3 separate regions of the Homo sapiens genome follow, and all the other regions are linked to region 3. A link is a loop called in an ENCODE intact Hi-C map of the cell type or tissue named here. Cell type or tissue: endothelial cell of umbilical vein. All regions are shown on one strand.

What was found. Peaks named below come from ENCODE experiments on the same cell type or tissue, not always from the same donor. Only the 100,000 strongest peaks of a DNase experiment are listed, where the experiment ranks them.
Region 1: a loop joins it to region 3, with 11 times the contacts of the local background. A loop is called at or near these places in 3 of 110 quality-filtered maps.
Region 2: it touches region 3 in a loop (23-fold over the local background); 5 of 110 quality-filtered maps call a loop at or near these places.

The regions. Positions count from the first base shown.
Region 1 is chr5:52,556,363-52,564,362 of GRCh38, forward strand. No RefSeq gene overlaps it. Among named protein-coding and RNA genes, the nearest start is that of ITGA1, 230 kb to the right of the region's middle. In endothelial cell of umbilical vein, no CTCF peak of the experiment used is centred here; no DNase peak of the experiment used is centred here.
Region 2 is chr5:52,654,032-52,662,031 of GRCh38, forward strand. No RefSeq gene overlaps it. Among named protein-coding and RNA genes, the nearest start is that of ITGA1, 130 kb to the right of the region's middle. In endothelial cell of umbilical vein, a CTCF peak has its summit at 3,345 (motif pointing left); a DNase peak (open chromatin) is centred at 3,250; H3K27me3 peaks cover 711 bases.
Region 3 is chr5:52,003,545-52,011,544 of GRCh38, forward strand. LINC02118 (long intergenic non-protein coding RNA 2118) reads left to right here and starts at 4,487. Exons shown (of 4, transcript NR_147166.1): 1 at 4,487-4,534; 2 at 6,271-6,305. In endothelial cell of umbilical vein, a CTCF peak has its summit at 3,892 (motif pointing left); a DNase peak (open chromatin) is centred at 3,877.

The DNA of each region.
Region 1 (8,000 bases), 550 kb after region 3:
ATCCCAACACTTTGGGAGGCCAAGGTGGGTGGATCACAAGGTCAGGAGTTCGAGACCAGCCTGCCCAATCTGGTGAAACCTCGTCTCTACTAAAAACACAAAAGTTAGCAGGGTGTGGGGGCGGGTGCCTGTAGTCCCAGCTACTCGGGAGGTTGAGGCAGGAGAGTCATTTGAACCCAGGAGGTAGAGGTTGCATTGCGCCATTGCACTCCAGCCTGTGCAACAGAGCAAGACTCCATCTCAAAAAAAAAGACAGAAAAAAAAATACAAATACATGTGACATAGTTTAAAATGAAATATAATACAACTGTGAAAATGAATTACCCTCAGCCCATAGGCAATATCCAAAGAATCTTAGAAATATAGTCTTGAGTAAGCAAAAGAAACTGCGGTAGACAATATACAATACGATAGGATTTGAATGAGACTCAAAAATATACGCATTATATTTTTAAAGACACATACATTCCTAGTTATACTATTTTAAAGAGCAAAAGAAATATAAACACTAAATTCAACATAGTGATTAAATTTGATGGGAGGCAGTTGGTGGCAGTGAGGAAGTACATCCAGGTAGTTTCAAAAGAATTTTCATAATCTAGTTCATCAGGTGTTTGATGGAATTACAATTCAATTATAATTCTTCTTCATTTCTTATGTGTTACCTATTTTTGTTTTCATCAAACATCTCAAAATGAAAATTCAATAATTAAAACTTCAAATGCCATGGAATGTCAGTAATTATTCCTGAAGGTATTAGGAAAATAATCCATGGAATTTTAGCAGGGCTATAAAGATAAATTAATTTTCTAGGAGTACAAGAGCAAACCAAAGGCAGGAAAGGCAAGAAAGAGAGTGAACAATGGTCCAGGGATGTGAAAGAGGAGCACACCAAGAGAAGCGTGAAACCGTGTTGGGCTGGAGGAGAGGACGTGCAGGAGAAGAGGCAGAAGAAGATGCTGACAAAGGAACCCCTCACTTCTGTGGAAGGTCTTAGATGCCACAAAAGGAAGATTATCTTGTAGGTAATGGCATGATGCTGATGGCTTGTTTTAAAGCAGGTAAAGTTATGAGAGAATAATTTTTCGGATAACAATGGTGACAGACTATGGAAAAGAATTAGTGGGAAAAGACAGTGTCAGTGACAGCAATTAAAAGAGTCATGTGATAATCGAGGTGATATAAGATGAAGGTTTGAATAATGATTTTAGCAGTAGAGAAGGAGAGGGAAAAAGACAGGTGTAAAGACCTTAAAAGGATAGATTTGGCAATTCAACAGATGTAGGCTGTTAGGGAGAATTAAGAGCCACATACAACCATAAGTTTTTTAAATATTTGATAGGTTAGTGGATGATGAAAAAAAGAAGAATATAGCTTGGCAGGGAAGATAATAAATTCAGCTTGGGACTTGCTGGGGTTGAGAAGTTTTGGGAGACCCATGTGATGTTGGTAGATGCTTGAAAATACAATAGCAAGTTGATACAGAAATTTAAATTTGTGCACTTTAATTAGTAGTCATGACCAAGGAATAATATGATATCCTTTACATAGAAAGTAGAGATTAAGATGTGAAGAATACCAAGGATGGATGAAACTCTGGAAAACAGAAAGAGACAGAAAGTGAGAAACAGAAAACAAAGGTGAAGAGCATTAGACTATAGAGCCAGAATGCCAAGATTTGTAATATTCCCTCTACCATCCTTAGGCAGCCTCCTAACTCCTCTTGGCTTTAGGTTTCCCAGCTGCAAAATGAAAATAAGAACAATATTTACTTCACAGGATTATCGTGTGGGTTGTATTAGTCAATATGTGTAAAATGTTTCATATGTATTTTTTTACCCGTTCAACAATTTATTAAGCATGTACTATAGCCCAGGCTACTAGGCCTGATTGTGTGGACTGCAATTATCTATTGTCTTAAGGGTACTTGTACATATGTTGTGACTGGAAAATACTGAAAGTCCAGCTTGCTGCCACCACAACCCTCCCCAAACCACCCAATATTTCTCCCATCTATTGATTTATATCAGAATGCCCCTTAACTGATGACAAAACTTCCAATCCACAATACTAGATGTCTTAAAATGCAAAGTATTGGAAAAGTAACATAGTAACTTAAAATTACATTAAAGAGTATAGGGCTACACTTTGATCTTTTCCTGAGAACATAGGTTGAAAGCTGTAAGAAAAAAAGTGAGAAAAATGAGAAGGCATTGAGCACTTCAAGTGGAGTAAAAACCCAGGCCAGAATAGAAAGATAAGGCTGGGGAACTCTCAACTCCACTATTTGCATTGAATTAGTTCTTTTTCACCTAAAAGTTATGCAGATCAATATTTTTCCCTCACAACAAGAAATCACTCTACTATTAAACCTCAGTTTCCTCCTGGGTGGATTAAGTGATATAATACACATAACATACTTAGCATTGTGCCTGTCACATAATACATGCTCAATAAATGTTGTCTATAAATATGGATTCATTGGGCTGTGCAAACACACCTGCTAGCTCATGGTAATCCTATCCCATTATCTCCCGTTAACGTAACACATGCTTGTCAAGAAACATTCTGCAGGATGACTTATGAAAGTGCGTTTCTGTGCTCAGATAAGAAAAGATGATAGTTATAAAGTAATAATAATAATAAAGAGTACTTACAGTGTGCTACATACCATGCTATCATTTTACATGCAATACTTAGTGCATGAAGTTGTCTATGAATTGCTTTTTCCATTACCAAGTAAAAAGCTTAGGATGTAGTTACTTATGAAAGATAAGATGGTTCCAGAAGTTGTAAATGTACCAAATAAAAAATTAAATCAAAATAGAGAAAGTTAATGTGTGAGAAATTTGGCATTTCATTACTATTATTGTATTAGTTTGTTTTCAAACTGCTGATAAAGACATACCTGAGACCAGGTAGAAAAAGAAGTTTAATTGGACTTACAGTTCCACGTGGCTGGGGAGGCCTCAGAATCATGGCAGGAGGTGAAAGGCACTTCTGACCTGGCAGCGGCAAGAGAAAATGAGGAAGAAGCAAAAGCAGAAAACCCTGATAAACCCATCAGATCTTGTGAGACTTATTCACTATCACAAGAATAGCACGGGAAAGACCAGCCCCCAGGATTCCATTACCTTCTGCTGGGTACTTCCCACAACACGTGGGAATTCTGGGAGATACAATTCAAGCTGAGATTTGGGTGGGGACACAGCCAAACCATATCAATTATCAAAGGATGACATTGTCATGAAGAAAGTCTACTTCAGCACAATATGCTCTCTTTTCCCTATTTATTTTCCTTCATTCCTCTTGAAAGTACTAGCCAATGACTATAAATTCATGTTGTTTTTCAGCAACTTAAAGATAGTTGACATTTCAGACATTTTGCAACCCTCATTCTCCTACTTCTCATTAGTTTCAATTCCAAGATTTGAAAGCCATCTAATTGCATGCTCAATATTTTTAAGATTATTTTATTAAAAAAATGAAAGGACAACTTTTCACATAGCTAAAGCATAAAAAGTTGAAGCCTGAAAAACTGTATGTAAGAAAGGAAGAAATTTTTGAAGCCCAATCTTCTGATGCTTCTTTTAATGTGAGTTCAGGGTTCAATGTTTCTTTAAGGAGAAACTCAACAAAATAAAGATAAACAGAAACATATTTCAAGTTAACCATCATTAGAGCAGTAACTTATGCACCTAAAGTTTGACTGAAATCACATTTGATTTCTCAGTCAAAAGGTTTCCTCATTTTTTGATGCCAAAATTTTGTTTAAAATTACAATTATTCTTTAAAAATCAGCAATAATTTTATAACAGAAATACAGTGTTGATGCTTTATGTACAATTAGATAAACATTTTTTCAGTGACTATGTAGTGATAAGAACATAGAATAAATGAAGGCTAAAACAATTTGATTCCAGTTTTAATTGCATTTGATAAGAGTGAGACAAAGAAAACCATGACAATTGGCAGAATTTTCTTCTTTTGATAAATTACCTGCTTCAGGTAAGATTATGTTTTGTTTTTATGTTCTTCTAAATATTTTTCACAATAAATTGGTTTTGTTATTTATTTTCAATTTGTATTTTGAGTAGAGGAAAGGGATATTTGATTTTAAAATAAGAATGAGTCATGCAAAAATAACCACTGACCAGAAGGCATCTGCACATGGCAGAAGATTATATAAAATAGACTTTTGCTGCCCTCTTTTGGAATAAATAAGTGAACAATACCACTTTTGATTCCAGGCATTCTACTATTGTCTGTATCTTACCACTACCACGTTGCTTAGAAAACAAAGGGATAGCACTCAATTATCAAATGCCCTGTTACTAAAAAAAAAAAGGATATTTATTTTAATTTAATGGATGCAAAAATTAAAATGTTATTTAGCAAAATATTATTTAACAGCATACTAAATGAAAGTATAATTCATCTCAATATACAAATCCAGCTTAGATGATAACCCCACAAGCTAAAACAGTAATCTTATAATCAATATTTTAGGTTTTATGTAGCCTTATAAATTGTCATAATTACATAAGTACAAATTTGAAGTATAAAAATAATGATTGATTTAATTACAAAAAATTAGGAAAGCTTTTAACCTACTATAATTAGGAAGAATATGAGTTTACATAGATGAATGTTTTAATGATGGCAAATAGTTATAATTTTTAACATTCATATGGTTAGCAAGTGTTTTGATATAGGCATCTAACTATCATAGAATAACAGTCAGTTGGATTGTAAAAGTGATACCTAAAAAGGAATGAAGATTACTGATTATAAGATTTCATAAATTATATAGCTCTTTTATTGATTTAATCTATTTACATAAAATTATAGATGAAAATATACTAATCTCTGCTAACATATGAAATTTTGGTCCTAGCTCTTAATGTGCTTTATTGAAGGCAAGATTTTTGGAAATTTCTGAGTATATTTTAATTTTTATTATGTTTATACCCATTTTAACAATAATGTTTAAACTTGCACATTACTATCATCCAAATGTAGTACTCTAATATTGAATGAGGCTATAGAGTCTTTAAAGAGTAGATAAATTCAAACAAAGCTTAGTTGATCCTACCGTTGATCACCCTTTCCTTCCCTGACCAGAAAAACTAACACCAACAAAAATGCATGACCTAACATATTAAACTTCAGTCATAACAACTATAAATTATATCTGGCGCCAAACAGAACAAAATAAGATCAATAAAATTAAATATATGTATACGCTTTTGCTGAGATGGACAAAAAACAACCAAATACAGTGTATATTAAAAGTCATAAGAATGTTGAAACCTGATTATATTTCTCAACAGTACAAGCCCTTTTAGAAGGATGTACCTTGCAAATCTGATGAAATTAATAACTACACATTGTAATTTTAGTCGGAAATAGCCCAGGGTTTCAGAATACTAGGAAATACCAACAACAATCGGAACTCAAAGCAGCAACAAACAAAGCAGTTAAGTGGACTTCAGGCAAGACAAACATGTGGCCAAAATCCTCATAATTAAAAAGTAACCATTTTTTGCTTGAGAAAAACTTAGTTTTTGATCATATTAAGAAATGGAGTTTAAGAAAATCTTATCCACAGAATTAAACTCTTCCACAGTAGGGGACAAATTACCGACTGCAGTTTTGTGTATGAACAAAAGCCTTGCTGTAATTTTTCCATATAAACAGAAAATTCCAAAAATCTTGCCCTCAATAAAACATGCTAAGAGCTAGGACCAAAAATTCCATATGCTAGCAGAGACTAGCATATTTTTATATATAACTTTATGTGAGTAAATTAAATCAATAAAAGATTTATATAATTTATGAAATCTTATGATCAGTAATCTTTATTCCCTTTTAGGTGATATTTTGCAAGCCAACTTACTATTATTCTACTACACTTAGATGCCTACATCAAAACACTAGTTAACCAAATAAATATTAGTAATTATAAATATTTGCCACCATTAAAACCTTCATCTATTTAAAAACTCATAAATATATTTCAATTCCGTTATTGTTATTTTTCAAAAGTAATGTAATACTTCAACGCAGCTGTCAAACAAAAATTATCAACTGATTGGCAAAGGTTATATTATTAAAAGTAAATAAAATTTCTGGATAAACTAGAAATTGGGCTGGAAGGCCATCAGGGCAATGAGGTATAAATAAAGCTGTGTGATCTCGTTGTAGGAGTCAAAATACCCAGGTGCAAGGAACCATATTGGATGTTGTAGAATAAGCCTAGATCTATAGATAACTAATTTGTTTGATTTGGGGTAAGAAATTAAATAGACTTTGTCTAGACAGAATGACCTCACTGCATACATTTGCTGCCACAGAAACCAGAATCTAATGAAAATTTCAAATTACTTTATTAGATAAAAGTCTTTAGCTAAGCATATATGTTGTTTTCTATAAGGCTCTAGCAATTCCACTGTGGCAGTAGTAAATTTCACTCTGCATTAAAAACAGTGGAAAAGTCCTGTGAAGTGAATTAACAAATTGTACAGAATTCACAACACTCTTATTTATTACTTTTTTGTTGTTGATTTCTATTTAAATTTACTGCTATAATAAATAATGATGCAGTGCTTGTAGGATTCTCCAGACTACATTTGCTGATTTCAGGATATGTTGTACAATGTTTAAACAAATAATGGCAAAAATGAGAACATAAAGAAAATCCGAATTTGTTTTTATTATCTATTTCTAATATGATTGTGTGTGGTTGTGCGTTGCTTTGTTTTAAATTTAATCTAGTCATTTCTGCTGTCCATTTGATTATACTTTGCTATGTTGGGGGAGTGGAATATCTAAATGAAGAAAGATATACAGAAAGATATGAATGACACTTTAGAGTTAGTTAGGATTGAAACTCCTCCTTGATGGGTAGAAAGTGTCAGTAACATAATTGTCAAGAGAAATTAGCAATTCCAGAGGAGCTAGGCTGACAGCAAAACTAAACTTTATATTTGTGCCATTCATATTATCTTTGCATATAACCAGCATGTTCTGATTCACATAGCAACGGAAAGATCACATTCTGAAAACTCAATCTAAAGTGGTGAAAGAGATTGGAGTACTTTAAAATACAAATAAACGCATCAATGGGCAAATGGCCATGGTGAAAAATTTAAGGAAGAAACAATGATTACTGTGGCTATTGGAGCTCTGAAAAAGATATACTGGTTTAAGTAAATGTGTTGTGATTTTACAAGTTGTATATGTTAGCAGGTATAATTTCTATGAAGTAATTCCAGATTCTTAGTGACAGTAAAGCAATTTTTACTGCTTCATACTTTGTAAACTAAAGACAAAACATGAAATATAGCAGAAGAGACATAAGTATATAGAAGATCCCTTAATTAAAAAAAAAAAAATTCCTGCTGATCCTGCTACTTCCAGCAGAGCTGAAAAGTCCACAGGCGATCAACATTTCAGCATTCCTTAATGCTATAGCTACTTGGTGGAGTTTTTTTTTTTTTTTCCCTAGTTATTGGCTGCTGCCTGCAATCAATTTCTATTGCCATTGGCAAGTGAAACCCACAACACCCTTCTCTCAAGGCTTGGCATAAAAACACAACTGTGACTTGGCTCAGAGTGACCTGCAGTTTCTATTCTTTGCTAGACTACTGGTGTGGAGGGAAAAATGCACAGGCACAGAGCACCAGAGGCAGGCTAGGGATGCGGTGAGACAAGGATGTCACTTACCGTTTCTTGTGCATGGTGCCAGAGAAAATATCAGGATGCAAAGGGAACTATGTAAAGGGCAGAAACAGGATTTAATATTACAAACCCCAAATCCCTCGCCCAAAACATACAAGAAGCTGCCAAAATTTAGCTCCTTTTCTATGAGAACTTGGGTTTCCCATCTTGGGACATCACATTGGTTATAGGGGTTCATGGTGGAAGGCAGGGTTTTGATGGGAAGAATTAATGTTTTAAAAGACAGGTTATAATACATGGAGTACAGTGGCTGTAGA
Region 2 (8,000 bases), 650 kb after region 3:
TGGCTTTTATAGCCTCAGTCAATCCTCCTTCATTATAATTTCTCAAAAGCAAGATTTTGATAGGAATTGAACAGCAAAGAATTCAAAATTGTGTTCTCTGGCTAGAACTTGCAGTGCAAACATTCTCAGCTGCTGATTAAGGGCAAATGCATATTCTTTGACAATCAGCTGAGTAGGTTTCTTGTAGTAACTAAATTGCCTAATCAAGGTTTATTGCTGAATAGATGGTCAGCACACCTCCACACAGAGGTGGGTCAATAAACCCATATTGGCAGAGCAAAGAATTTCCTCAGACCTCATCACTGGGTCTGCTCCAACACACTGACAAATATGCAATCAAGACCTAGGAGTTCTATGCTTTAGAGCATGGCCATAATAAAGCATCCATTCAAGTCTTACTTTGAGCCATGTTACTTCCCACTGTGCTCTATTCTAGTTTGCAAAAATGCACTCTATGTATAATATTGGATCTGCTGAATGGGGTTGGATGGTCTCAAGCTATTAAATCTTAGGTGACATCTGCTGAAAATAGCAATTTGGTTTTGAAACAGATTATTTTGAACCATTCTCTATAACAACAATTAGCTAACAGAATTTGTTGAAGCCATTTGTTACTAAGTACATTAAAACAGAGTGGAGAAGAATGAATAAGTTTCTGTTTTCCATAATACTGGTGCCAAGAGAGAAAAGAAGATATCATTCTTCAGTAGGCTGAACAACCTCTTGAAGAAGTGGGCGATTCATGCTTGAAATGCACAGAGGTACCAGCCTAACTCCACCAGAAACAAAATGCAGGGAAGGGTAGTGGAGGTGCAGGGCTGTAACCTGGAGGTCAGGACCTGGGTTCTGGGTGGAGTTTTACTTACACGATGTGACCTAAACCTAACACTTAACCTCTATGGATCTTTGTCTTTCCTCTATAAAATGAGGGGAGAGGAAAATCCAGACCAGATCAGTGGCTCTCAACCATTTTAAGGTAGAGAATTTCTTCAAATAAAAGCTTACTTCTTATCCTAGTGTACAACATGAGTGAAGGTAAAGGTGAGGTTGCTCTGGCTGAAACTTGGCCAGGAGTATATACCCATTTCGGCAAAGGCAGCCCCTATATGGTTTCTGAGAAAATCTTAAAATTATATAGAACTAAGTCTTGAAAATAAACTGGTCTAGGTGATCTAGAACGTGAGCTCTGACCATGACATCAGAGATTATCTAGCAAAAGATGTTTATTGTACAGATAAGAAGCTGAAGACATTAGCAAAGAATTTGAGTGGCTTTGTAAATGCCAGAACAGTAACTCAAAATGCCAGGCTCTTTATCCAGGAATCTATTCACTATACTTTAGCCAAGTACAAGAAGAAAAAAATATATTTTTGGAGGGAATAGCCTTCTACATAGTGTGTGCTGAGTTAAAGTGACTTTAATCAAATTAAATTAAAATACTTTATCATATCAAATAAGGCATTACTGAAGCATATCACCAATTTACATTTTTATACTACCAGAGAATCAGATAAGATTTCTTGACCTACTTCGATGGTGACCACTACCACTCTCTTCCCATCTAAACTGTTCCCATCCAAGCTGTTGTTTTTACCAACAGTTAAATCTGTGGCTTTGCCTTTTTCTTTTTTGTTTTTAATTACAATAATTATAGTTGAGCTAGTATTAGAGCTAAGCTGAAGATTTTGAAAGCTCTCAGAATTCTTATGATGCTGGCTGATTTAGAAGGAAAGAAGGAAGGAAGGAAGGGAGAAAAAGAGTTAAAAAGAAAGAGAAAGGAAGAAAGAAGAAAGAAAAAAGAAAGAAAGAAAGGGAAAGAAAGAAGGAAGGAAGGAAGAAAGAAGGAAGGAAGGAAGGAAGGAAGGAAGAAAGAAAGAAAGAAAGAAAGAAAGAAAGAAAGAAAGAAAGAAAGAAAAGAAAGAAAGAAAGAAGAAATGGAAAGAGAGAGAAAAGGAAAGAAGGAAGGGAGGGAGGGAGGGAGGGAAAGGAGGGAGGGAGGAAGAAAGGGAGTAAGTTGGTTGCATCAAAACAATTTAACAGAGTTTAGAAGCAATTTTTATTTTTCTAAGTTAATTCATCTTCCAACTTAGAATAATTAATGTCTATCATTTACCTTCATTAAAAAAGGGCAATGAGGAGCTATAGATAAAATATACACTATACTTCTATATACTCTTGGAATACTCCAACAAAGGTATGGTTTTATTCTCCATTCGCCATATATAACTTTTGTGTAATTTTATAAATATGAAGAAATGTATCAATGGTGTTTCTATGTTCTCAATGTGGGCAAGTGTCACTCCAGAGTTCCTTCATTTACAGATCTTCATTTTTTTACAGTGCTTTTTAAAAATGTGCATAAATGTATATCTTTATTTTAATAAAAATCATTTTCTTTAATGTTTTCTATGAGCAAACTTAATTGTAAGACATCTTACTATTTTGGTGCTATACAGGTCAATTTATACAAAAAACCTCTCACAGGAAACAAAAATTGAGATCATTTTTCATTTGAAAGAATCAGAATTTTAATTTTGAGTTTCTGTATAACTTAACTGATGTCATGTGCTAGCCAAGTGGCTCCTACATATTTCATTGTCAAATGTTTCCTTCTGAACCAAATTGGACCCTTCAAACACAAAGAAATCCACCATAGAAAAAAAAATCAATTTAAATAACACGGTGATGATGAATGTGTGAGTTCCAACTCTTCTTAGTAAGAACTGACACTCCCATGCTAATCGTACTGGAATGAAGTATGTGCAATGTACACCATCACAGGAAAACACATTTTCCCCTACTCAATAATCGTCTATACATTTCAAATGGCTTTAATCTTTTAAACAGATTTCCTCTTTCATGACTCTTTAAACTAAGATTATGTTTTCTAGCTAGCTAGCCTTCATTTCATTAAAAAATAAAATTGTTATTTAAAAAATAACCTTGCTTTTGAGGTTGTGTCACATACTACTCAAATTATGCCCAGGATTCACCAGCCAAAGTGCAAAATTTGAACTATAATTTATTTCTCTGTTTTATCCTCATAGATAGACCTGAAGGCTGAAGGAGAATCCACTATCCAAGAAGCATCAGTCCACATAGAAGGGGACCAAAATGTATTCAGAATTTTTCAGAAGACACGTGGTTAGGTGAAAAATGTATCAAGATAGGTAATCTTTAGCAGCTTGGAAACTGATGTGTGTGTATATACATACATAAAATCTTAAAACTGCTCTCCTTTCAAGTGAGAAAACTATTTCATTTGTTCTACTTGGAAGTCGCTAAAACAATACACCCAACTCCTTCCGCAGCATTTTAATAGAAAAAAACTTAACTATGAAGGTGAATACTGCCATCTTGTGGTTATTGTTAAAGTAACATGTTTTAACTGACAAATGTAATTCACAAAATCATAAGGAATATCACTGCCATTTATCGATTCTTTCCTGAGTCCCAGGCACCACATTAGGACTCTCCATATGCTATCTTATTTAATACTCAAAACAGGACAAAAAGGGATGTGCCACTTAAATCTCACAGTAAATTATGTAATTTTATAATATAAAAATAATTTAGTACATCTACAATCCCATTTTTTAACTTCACAGATAAGAATAACAGAAGTCCTCGTTGTTGAAGGGCTTATAGTCATTGACTAGTCATTTACCCTAATAGAGCTCACATCTCTTGGTTTCTACTATTGTGCTAAAATATTCCATGCCATTTTGTGTTATACTATTCTGTTATATGTGGACCTCTAATTTAAAACTATAGATGTTATTATTTTCAAGTTCTTTCTATAGAAATAAATAGTATTATTTATTTTTGGCAATTGAATATAGAGTTACAATTGCTCTCTTACTGGGGGGAGAAGGGTTTCATTTTTATTACCTAATGCTAGAACAGGCCAAAATGCTACTTTTGATTAGTCAAAGGTCACTGAAAAATATCCAGAAGAAAGAACAGATACAGCAGGTCTTCAGACTAATGACAAAGGTTCCAAAAAGAACATAGTAGGAAATTCCATGACTAGAAATATACATTATTAACAAGCTAATTTTATAAAAATAAGTAATCCAACCTCCATGCCATGGAGCTCATTTTACTGTATCATCTAATTCTAGCAAATCAGTAAGTGATGAGCGAGAGAGACAGAGAGAGAGAGAGAGATACTCATTACAGTCACATCTCCTTTAAAGAGAAAGTAACATTTTCTGGAACTGTTCCTTGTGAACATTTGTTAGATTTACTCTAAAGACTTCCCAGCAGATGCAGGAAGCAGAATAAGATATTACTTTACTGTGGGAAGTCCTCCATTTCATAGACCCCAATTATAGGTTACTGTTTTGGAGGCCTCTGCCTTAGATCATGGCAAGGAGCAAAGCCTGAATAAGGATTTCCATTTTTTAAAGCTTGCTTAAGCTTGGAAAAGATAAGATTGGTCAGATAAAGCCATTCATCATAATCATTGCTGTTTGGTTATTTCCAGCCTGTTGACAATGTGCAGATCCTATTTTGTGCAAGGAGTAGGAAACAATTGCTACCTTAGCCCTTGCCCGCGCCTTAACACACAACAGATCTACAGAAACTGAAGAGAACATGCTTCTATAAGCTGATATAAGCAGGAAGGATGGAGCTTTCTGACCTATTTTCGTATCATTATTAGGAATCCATACTTTTCACATTTAAATTAGTTTGAATAACATAAAATAAATATTTAAGTTAATAAAGGAATCAATAGGACTGTATGTTCTTACTGAAAGAAAAAGAGCAAGAATTATACGGTCACACCCTAATTCTTGCAAGCTAAGATTTGGTTTTTAAGTCAATCTAGTGTTAGAAAAGTATACCCTAATGAGCGTTTTAAAATTATTTTTAAAAATGAGTCTAAATATTGTTTAATCTTTTTATATGAAAAACACTTTGAACACCAGGGCAATTTCCAGCTGAGCAAAATATGATACCATTTTCAGATGTATGCAATACTATATACCATACTAAGATAGATTATTAGTTTGTTTTCATATTTTAAAAACAGACCAAATTTTTTTAAGTGGCCTTCATTCTTGCATATTTCAAATGCATAACTGAATGTCCAACTCTTCATACTATATACGAGATAAAAATTTTTCATCTTATAGCAAAAAAAAGTCATTTTATGACTTCTTAAATATCTTAAGTTATATCTAGAGACTAGCACTGCAAGTTAAAAGCTTGCCTTAGAAATCAGGTGTATTCTAGTACTCTTGGACAACAAGCAAAAGATCATGTGTGCTGCACAAATTAGCTGCTTCCTAGAGGGGGTGAGCAACTCAGTAACAAACTATACTAGGTATAATAGTCTTCACAGCCTGAAAGATCTCCTGAGGTCATATCTTCAACATCTGTATGCATGACTTAGCACATGAGCTATTGTTAAAATTGAGATACCAAGCTGGGATATGTACAATGACCAAATTAGCACACCACTGTTTCTTGCTATTGTTAAAATTCTACCAGGCTTTCTTCCTCACGAATTATGTTATTAACTCCTTCCACTAACGATAGCAATTGAATAAAACAGATACATAAGCAAACGGAATCAAATCCAAAAGTCCCATGTAGATTCAAGTTCTCTAAAATAATAGGATACCCATAGAAGACTCTGGAAATAGGCCTGGCACAGTGGTTTATGCCTGTAATCCCAGCAGTGTGGGAGGCCGAGGCTGGTGGATCACTTGAGGTCAAGAGTTCAAGACCAGCTTGGCCAACATGGGGAAACCCCGATTCTACTAAAAATAAAAAAATAAAAATAAAAAATAAAAATAATTTTAAAAAGCCAAGCATTGTGGCATATGCTTGTAATCCCAGCTACTTGGGAGGCTGAGGCAGGAGAATTGCTTGAACCCGGGAGGCGGAGTTTGCAATGAGCCGAGATGGCAGCACTGCACTCCAGCATGGGCAACAGAGTGAGACTCCGTCTCAAAAACAAAACAAAACAAAAAAACTTTGGAAGTAATATGCGACAGCAGTCAGGATTAGATTTATGAAGTTTCTATCCATTAAGAAGGTTATAGCTTTATATCCTCAAGAAACTTGAGGATTCTTAATCACCCTTAGGGGAGAAACAGAATGCTCCCCAATTCCTAATTCACTGTAGACTCTGAAAGAAGAATGAGATGTACAAAAGACTGTAATAGCTCTCTTAAGGGATCTTTCAAGGCCCTTCCAAGTAGAAATATAAACTCTATATGCCCAGCCCTGTAATGCTGACAGTGCTTGGGGCAGATTGGAGGCAAGGCAGGAAGTTACTTCACCGCACACATAGGACTGGAATGGCCTCAATGGAATATGGGGCCATTCACAGGATCCTCATTCAAGGAACACAAAAGTGTCCTCAGAAATATCACTCTTTCTCTTTGAAGGCCCTGAATTGCCAACATTCTAGATTCACTCATTTCACTTCAAAGCTGGAATGCTTTGACTGTCAGGAGGTCCTTACTGAAAAGCAGATTATTTTTGTGCAAGGTAAAACCCCTCTACAGTTAACACATAAGTGAAGATTAGTTGGGCCTTTGCTGAAGAGAATTTGAAGGACAAGATAGTGTCTGGATTACCTAGCAGCAGAATGAGAACAAATGGAGAAAGCCTAAGTTTTATAAAAATTCAATTTGTCTAGGATCTAGTTTTTGCAGGGGCTGATACTCTGCTTTTATTCAAAATATCTGTTACTGGTGGCTTCTCAGGGATTACAAAACTATGATTTGGGCCTCTCAAAATAAATATAAAGGCTTTAGGAAATATCTTATCTTCTCCCTAATTGACAGGAACAGGACATGTTCTGCATTTGGATAAACTGCATTCTGATATCTATCATGGAGATTTCTACTAGTCTAGTTTTCAGGAGCATCACAGCGTTGAGATAATTCATTACAAAAGGGAAGCACATCAAAAAGCAAGCAAGAAGTTAGTGATAAACCTGAGTCTTGTCATTCCTATTGCAAAGCTTTTCACCTCCATTTTATTATGAAATATTTCTTAATATTTGTAGTTTCATTAATCGGTAAACCTTCATTGTCTGGGTTAATAGGACATAGCCTACCTGGCTGGATTCTGACTAACTTCTCTGTGTTCTACAACTGTGGGAAGAGATCATTAACAGAAAGGGTGCCAGCTGGGAAAGATTATTATAAAAGGAGACACTAAAACATTGCTGCAGACTTCCTCTCTACAAAGCTCAAACTCATGTAGGTGTGTCCCCGCTTCCAGGGGCAAACCAGTTCCACTATTCTTAACATTTTACCCCCTAGAAAAAAACGCGATATTTACTGAGCCAATTTCAAGAAGGTGATCTAGCCATCCTATCTAGGGTCCATCATTCTCTCTTAGGGCCCCAACTTGAGAACAACTATTGGTGAATTAAATACTTAAAGGATGAGAGATTGTTCTCATCTGCTTGGAGTATAAACTTCTTTAAGATATCAGCATCTCTACACACATTACATTTGCTATCTTACTATTCCCTTTGTGAAGAAGGGAGTCATTGAACAAGTTTCTCTCCTCATAAAACTCTTCAATTAGATTTTTGACATTTCAACTTTTTTCATCTGATCCAAGTAAGAAAAAAATGTCAGAACCCCCAAAATATGGGTAGGATTTCTTTCTCTTCTACTTGGATTAAATGATTTCTACTCTATTTCTAACAGCCTGGATCAGTTTATTGCTGTCCCATTTGGTTGCAGATAATCCTGGATTATATTTTTAAAGCAAAGAAAGAAGACCACAAATATTGGTGTACAATGTGTCACATTTCTGAAACTTTTTAATAGGAGATTTATTGTCTGTTCAAATTTGGGAAAAAATGCTAGGAACTTCAAAGCTTAAAATGCTTTGTAGATTCTTGCCGAAAGGTAACCAGAAGATAGGTAACAAATACTGAATATTAGATTTAGTTGATAAATGTTTCTTCAAATAATGTAAAGTGTTTATCAAATTCTTTTCATCCTAGCTATGTAATGCTA
Region 3 (8,000 bases):
TGACTGTAATAACAAGACATATTAGCCAGAAAAAAAATAGAATGTATTAAAAAAATAGAGTTGAGTGATATTTATGAAAAAATGTATCTTGGATTAAGGAGTATGTCTATGAAGGTGGTGGGGCTCAGAACATGATACCCCAAAGTACGTTGTCTTGGCATGCTGAGTACTTTGAACTAAAGGAGATTAGAAGGCCTCAGAAGCAAGTTCTCTTGGCCTTCTCCTGCCTTCTTGTCTCCTGTCTCTCTTTTCCATCAGAAGAGAGTCATGGAAACCAGAATTCCTCTTCCCCTAGGGGGATCATAGAAATTAGAAGTCTTTTTCCCCAAAGCAATCCATAAAACCTAGAAAGGTCACTTCCTCCCTTCTTTCTTCTCCCTTGAAGATCCTTGTTCCAGAGGGACCCTGCTCCATACCATATGTGGGGGGAAGGAATGCTACACAGAGAGGCCAAGAAGAACATGAATAGCCAGGCTTTGCCTGGTTCCCCCCTCAGTCTATTACCATTCGATTATTTCCTTTTGTCTAATCACATTTCTACATGACTATCCATTTGTCATTGAACCTAAGCATAACAAAGGGCAGTTTTTCTTTGGGTCTTTGGGTCTTTCCTTTCTGAAGGCTCCCATGTCATGTAAAACTTTGAATAAATACATTTGTTACAGTCTTCTCTTATTAATCTTTTGTCATAGGAGTATCAGTTGTGACCCTTATGATGGGTGATGAAAGGTATCACACCTTTCCACTTCTAAAAAGGTAACTGCTATTTCTGCCCATAAGAGTTTGTTTAGGCTAACTTAAGGCCAGAAGAATTTCTGAGATATGGTTAACTAAATGAAACATAAATATGATACATATATTTTCATCATTTCTATGAAAATATATAGTGCTAACTTTTTTCATTGAAATTGTTCAATACCCTAGTTACATTTACTTATGATTATCATTGTGTAAGAATCATAAGTAAAAAAGGAGATTACTTAACTAATATAAAATTTATGAAAAAGGACTTTATTCCTAGTTTAAGGAAAATAATTTTTTTTTTCATTTTTGTGTCCAAGAGCTTTTAAGAGTGTTCATGAAGTAGGAATTGTAATGCCTACTTGACTGGCTGGCTGTGAATAAGATATGTGATGATATGTGAAAACTACCACCAATATGCCTAGAAAATTTAGGTGATCAATAAATACTTATTTCTCCACCTCATCTCCACTATGTCCCCTTCCTTCCACCTTACTTTTCTAATCTGCCTCTTATTTGGACCATTTGAGGTTAGTATTTTACAAGACATATTACTTGGTGATTTTCAAATATCCTTATTGTCTACCTTTAATTGCTTAAAGTGTTTCATCTTAAGCAAGCTATACATTTGACTATTTTACATAAATAAATATTGTTTTTTAAGTCCTGTATTCCAAATGCCCCTGGGTCATTTGAACTATACCAGATCACACATAGTTCTCCAAATACGACATAAACTTTGACGATGTGCTTCTGATCATTCTGCTTATATTTCCTGGTATGTCATTAATTGCTCTATTGCTTTGGTATTCAAAGTATTTGAAAATATCTTATTTTTGACATTTATAGTACATTCAAATAACTTTTACTCTCTGATAAATAATGACCTTTTTCAGAACAGGGATCATGTTACTTTCAACTTTGTATCTTGGGTGCATAACACAGAACCTGGTCTTTATTAGGAATGCAATAATGGATTGTTGAGTAAATGAGTAAATTAGACCACCAACTATTAACCAAATATAGAAATCAATGAGAGCTGTGAAGCCATGCACCAACAAAGTAGGTTTAAACCTTTGATTAATGTCCTGATGTATGAAGGATGGGATTTAGATACTCAACATACAGCAAAAGTGTACCCAAGATGGTGTGGTACTATCCCCAACTCCTCTCTTTTACCCCTTCTAATCAGGAATCATACCACAATGCAGGTGAGTAAGAGTTATGATCTTTAGAAATAAACCATGAATATGTATTTTAAAAAATAAGAAAATCATTTCTAAATTTTTTGTAATTCCTTCAGAGGTATGCTTCTAAAAGGAAATGATTATGAAGGAAATTGTCTCTATAATGGTTAAATGCACTACTGTTTTTTACATGAGGAAATATTTTTGTTTAAGCACAAGACAGAGTGGCATTACATTTCCTGGAATTTATTATTAGTCAATAATAAACTGACTTTGCCAGTAATGTTATCTTTCATTCTTGGAAATTCACAATGAATGTTGAATGTTGAAGTATCTGAAAAGTCTTGCAGTTGAGATACAGCTTGGTAGGGATCTGAAAAGCATATGTATTAGCTACATACCAATTATAATCATTTTTTACCTAAGAAAGTCCTGAAGTTTAACTTGTCTACACTTTCAGTTAAACCTTTGATTTTCTAATATTGATCTAGAAAATGATTTACTAGAAGATTCTCAATTATAGAGGAGTCCAGCTTTCACCCAGAGGAGGAGAATGTAGAAGCTGGCTCCATATTAGGAAAGCATTTTATTAGTTTGAGATAATTTTAGTGCCCAGGTATATACTTCCATAGTATATTTTGTCTATACATGCATTACATTTATTTACTGTCCTAACAGAGGAGAGTTGAGCAGAATATATGACTTAATAGTACTTATCATCTATCTTATAGTACTAAGTTTAATTCCTTTTTATAGTGTTAGGATTGATTAAGTTACATTAAGCTATCAAACAAGTCCAAAATCTCAGTGGCCTAAAACAATAAAGATCTATTTTTGGACCATGCTACATATCTGTTCTGGTAAACTAGGGATTTTCTTCCACTTTGACTTCACCAAATGATTGAGGCTGATGAAGAAGCCACAGTTTGGAAACTATCATTTTGACAATTCCATGTTTCTGCTTGGAAGTGACATAGATCACTCTCACACTTGTTTCTTTGCTAAAGTAAGTCACACACACATATGACATCAAGGGAACAGGGAAACACACATTTCTCTTTTACTCAGAAGTTAAGAAGAACCTAATATTACCTAACAGTAGTAATGCTACCATATTAGTCCATATTTATGAGACTATATGCCAAATTAGAAAATAATTACTTAAAATAAAATAATAGATTTATTTAAAAACAAAACAAACAAAAAAACATGAGAAGACCAAAGACTGCACCTAGCCTATGCTGTGGTTGTTTGGAAGAATGACATTAAAATCCCAGAATGACAGCAGTAACCATTATATTACACATCACTTAGAAGATTTTACAACAAAAATCTAGTATCACAGCATAGCAAATATTCCTATAAACTTTCTCTCCACAGATAAGGCATTCTGATTGCTTTGCATTTCCCCATAAAATCTATTTTTCAAACTTTGCACTGAGAAACACTTGTTATTTTGCAAAAGCCTTTACAAAACCTTCAACTTACAATTCCTTAATTGATGGGATAGATATAGCGGAGAGTCACATGTAGTCCACAGAATCATTTAAATTTTCTGCCTTAAACATATTGCAAGGGTGATAACATTTTACAGGTTCTCATTAACTGTCTTGATAGTGTTATAAATTGATGTTTGGCAAAGAGCAGTTTCTAATATACACGAATAATTTGAGAAGGATAGTGGAGATGGTATACTTATATCGCTGTACATATATAACTCATGAAAAGGAAAGATAAGGCCCAAAGAATGCCTGATTTAGTTTGGTGATGCAAGGTAAATCCACTAAGATTTGGTTTACTAAGAGCATGGAAAGTATTCTAATATACAAAGAGGTTTGTTCTTTTGTTGAAGTTTTGAACTTTTAGAGACAGAATCCTTGGTGTTAATTTAGACAAGCTGCACATCCCAAACCTGCACTAGGACCTTGGTTAGCTGCATATTCTGGGGGAAGATTGCCACCTACTGGAATACCAGCAGCATTCCCTCAGGTTTTATGGTCGATGTAAATATGGCTCCTTTAAAATAACATACCTTCCCACATTTATTTCAACGCAAACTCCTAGATATGAAATTAGTGTATTCTTCCTCTGAAGTAAGCTCAATATGACCTGCTCCAACCGTCAGCTGCTAATCCTCCCTGTTCCAGGTATCAATCCTACAGTTCTTTGGGGGTATGATAGACGAAGTTCTGGTTTTCTTAATTGCCAGGTAGGCATCAGTTGATATCCTGCCGCAATCAAACCCAGCTATTACCTAATAGATAACCACTCTAAAAGAAAAAAAAGTAGCATGATATTTAAAAAATTTGAATGCTTGGAGCAGTTTTACTGTCTAAAAAGTGTTCACCTTTGAAATATGTTTTTGACCACATATTACAAGTTTGTGAACAAGAAAAATAATACTACAATTTAAAATGTATTCATATAAGCAGCAAAACTGTTGGTGATTCGTCTAGGCAAATGGCATACAGCCAAAATTATACTTTTCCATTCTGTTGTCACAGTGTGGACTTTTGTAACATAGCAAGGGATTTCAATGCCATCTTTTGAGTATTGAATGAAGGGTGAATTTGAGACCACTTACAACTCCATCATCAATTTTAAAGGTAAAGTTGTTATAAATGTTATTGGGTTGATAAAACTTAATGGTTTGAGCAGATGAGCATACGGAAAGGTGAGAAGAGGATTTAAAGACACAGAACAGCAGCATGAGGAAGAGTGCCAACTGGAGGAGTAGATCCATAATAAGAGAGGTGACTGATAAGAGAAAATGGGATAGGAGTAAGGGATTAAGGATAGCTATTGGAAATGAAGGTAAAAAGCTGAGATAGTGTCTATGGAGGAGGCAATGTGATATAGAAAGAACAAAAAAGCCAAATCAAAACTTTGGAATTGCATAGACCTGGGTCATCAGCAGGTCTGCTTCAACTGCTACAAGCTGAGAATAACAATTTCCCCATACTTTTTACTTCTATTAAGTTAGAGAGTATCTATGAAACACTGAAGCTCTTGAAATATAGAGTAAACATTTTTCATTTCAGTAAAGAGTTTAAAAGAAAAATACAAAATTAATAAAGATGAAAAGGAAGGTCAATACAAAAGAACTTCAGAAAGAAGAGCTGAGATGAAAAGAATTAAAATAGCAATAGCGATAAGAAAAATCAGATCTTGATGAGAAAATTGATGGGGTAATAAAAACAGTAATTGTTCAACACGATGCCCATATTATCAAAAGAAAGTAAAATATGCAGGCAGACAACATTTGCATTGGCCAAACCACACCAAATAAACAATTTAGCTATTCGCATGACTTTCTATCCACGTGAAAGAAATTTCCATTTATCAGCTGTAAATTTTTAACTCACTTCTCTTTGAGCTACACTTTCACTTTTCAACAACTTTCTGGACGTTTTGGTTTAAATGCCTCACCAAAATCTTCAACTCCAAATGTCAATAATGAAATTTTGTTGTCTTCATTATTAAATTTGACCCTCTCTCCCTGATTCTTTTACTTGATAATTAGCATCACAATTCTCCCAGGACAGTGGCCACTTAATTTAGTACTTCTACTTTTCCTCTTTCTCTCTCTTCACCTTTCCCATGTGGAAAACCACATACCATATTTATGGTAGTGATAATGATGAAAACTAGAATATATATATTATTTTAGAATTTATCCAACATTATTTAAACTTTTTCTAAAGATTCTTCTGCTGAATCTATCTCTCTATATCTGTTTGAATTTTTTCCCTTAAATTATATGCTTCTTAACATGTCAAGACCTTCCATGATCTTATACAACTTGGTTTTTAGATTAATTTTCTTTATATCTTCCCAATATCCTGTTCCAACCTGTTTTTTCTCCAAGATAACTGGTTTTGTCTTTCTCCCTGGGTATTGAAAGCCCATTCATATTTCAAGACCCTGATTTGATGCTATTTTCTCTATGATCATTTCCCAGTAGCAGGCCAGCCACCCAGAAGTTGCCAGATGCCAGTTTCTTCTACCACTCAGAACATTACTAGAATTAACTGGAGTTGTTTCTGACCAAATGGATACATATACACACACATATATGTTCTCAATTACTCATAGTGATTTAAATTTAATGTTATTAAGAAATTCATTACATTGCTACTTTGAGGCCAAATAATACATAGTGTAACCCTGCTTATTTGAAATTAGTGATCTATTTTATAATCAAAATGTTAAGTCTTCCCAAGTTAGTTATCTGTTTAGAGCAGGAATTTAAAAAAAAAGAAAAAAGAAAAGAAATAAAGAGGTAATAGGGACCACATAGAATTGGTTAATTGTTTTTTTTTTTTTTTTTAATTTCTTTCAGAACAGTGACTCTTCATTGGCCAGTGGAAGAAATTAGTAAGTGAATTTATTTCTGTACATAATATGTATGAATAGAAAAAACACTTTCTGTCGGTATCCACTAAGTAAATACTGAACAAATAATTAATATGTTTTGAAAGACCTTGACTGTATTAGGCTTTGTAATGTTTAGAGTCCTCTTAGTTTATGTTTCTTATATTTACTGTTTTTTTTTTTTTAAGAGTTTAGCATAGGTTTGCCTTTTCCCCTAAGTCTTAGGAAGGCAGATTTTCTGTCTTAGACAACACTGTGGTAGAACAAAAATATGAACAATTGAGACATGGAAGTCAAGAACAATACTCTCCATGTTAGTTTCTGGGCGCACAGCCTAGTAAAAATTGGCATTTTGTCTTATGGTTATCATTGGTGATATAGATGAAATGAGTTATGAAGACTTAACAATTAACCTGAATTTTAGGTTATTACACTATCACTAATGACATAAAATACTCAGGACTTCATACACACACACAAACACACAACAAATCAGACTTAAAGGTAGAAACAAACTCAGTCTATTTACTCAGTAAAGACTATTGTGTTCATAAATGCAAGTGTTAAAAAACGAATATACCCTCAAAGCAGCTGTATGAGTTTTTTAGTATTTTTTTCTGAATTTTAGATTTATAAAAACCATGTCTCAGCTGCTACCTTTCAACAATTTTACTCTGAGGCAATAAATAATTCAATGTGCTAATTTGACAGATGACTCTCCAGGAGCCTCCTACCATTACTAGCATCATTAGGCCATAATATGCATGACGAGGATGGGCCATTCAGCAAATGTCCTTCACTTGTTTACCCCTAAAGAGCTGTGCTCTGCACAATTAACTAATGAAGCATTATGGGCCTTTTTTTTTCTTCCCTGCTATTTCAATATATCAGTGCAAAGAGTCGAGGGAAAATACAGTCTGTTTCCTTTGGCTAGATCAGTATTTATGGGATGGTTAAGACTGCACTGTAGCTCCCAGATGAATAAGGTGAAAATAATAAGATGGTCAAAATAGATCATTGCCATCATTATTATTATTTCCTTTTCCTTCCATGATTTGTGAAAAAAATGTTAAAGGAATTTGGTGTTGAAATGCAAGAACGAGATAAAAAATACCCAAAACAGTGCTCAAATTTTCTGCTTAACATTTGCTGATTATCAAGAATTTGTACACTGTCCTCATCAAGTTAGGTAATTTTATGTTCACCTAAAACCTTGACCACATGTTAATTTTCTCAGATTTCTATTCAAGTTTAAAATTAAATTCCAGTTAAAAAATATTGAAATAAGAGTGTGAATATGGGCTTTGGTGCATATGAATCTCCTCTTACCATCCAATTCAACAAGGCATGTGCCTACAAAGGTTCAAATGAAGTCACTAAGTCCACGTCTAAACAGTTTCATCCTGCAAAATTGGGTTAAACAAAGAAACCTCATCTGACTAGACTGCTGTTACTGTTTCAATGAATTATTTGATTGCCAAGACATTTTGTTGCTCAGAAAAAGTGGCTTAAGGTAGAAGTGAGTTTAGGGACCTCTTTGTTGCATTTAGAGTGTATTATAGGTTCTTAGTTTAAAAATTATGACATCCTTTACCATTCCTAGTATTGTTTTGTGCTTTAGAGTGAAAAAAATGAACTCTGCTCGAATCATGTCAATTGACATAATAATTGATAGGTCCTAGGAAAAGAACAGTTACA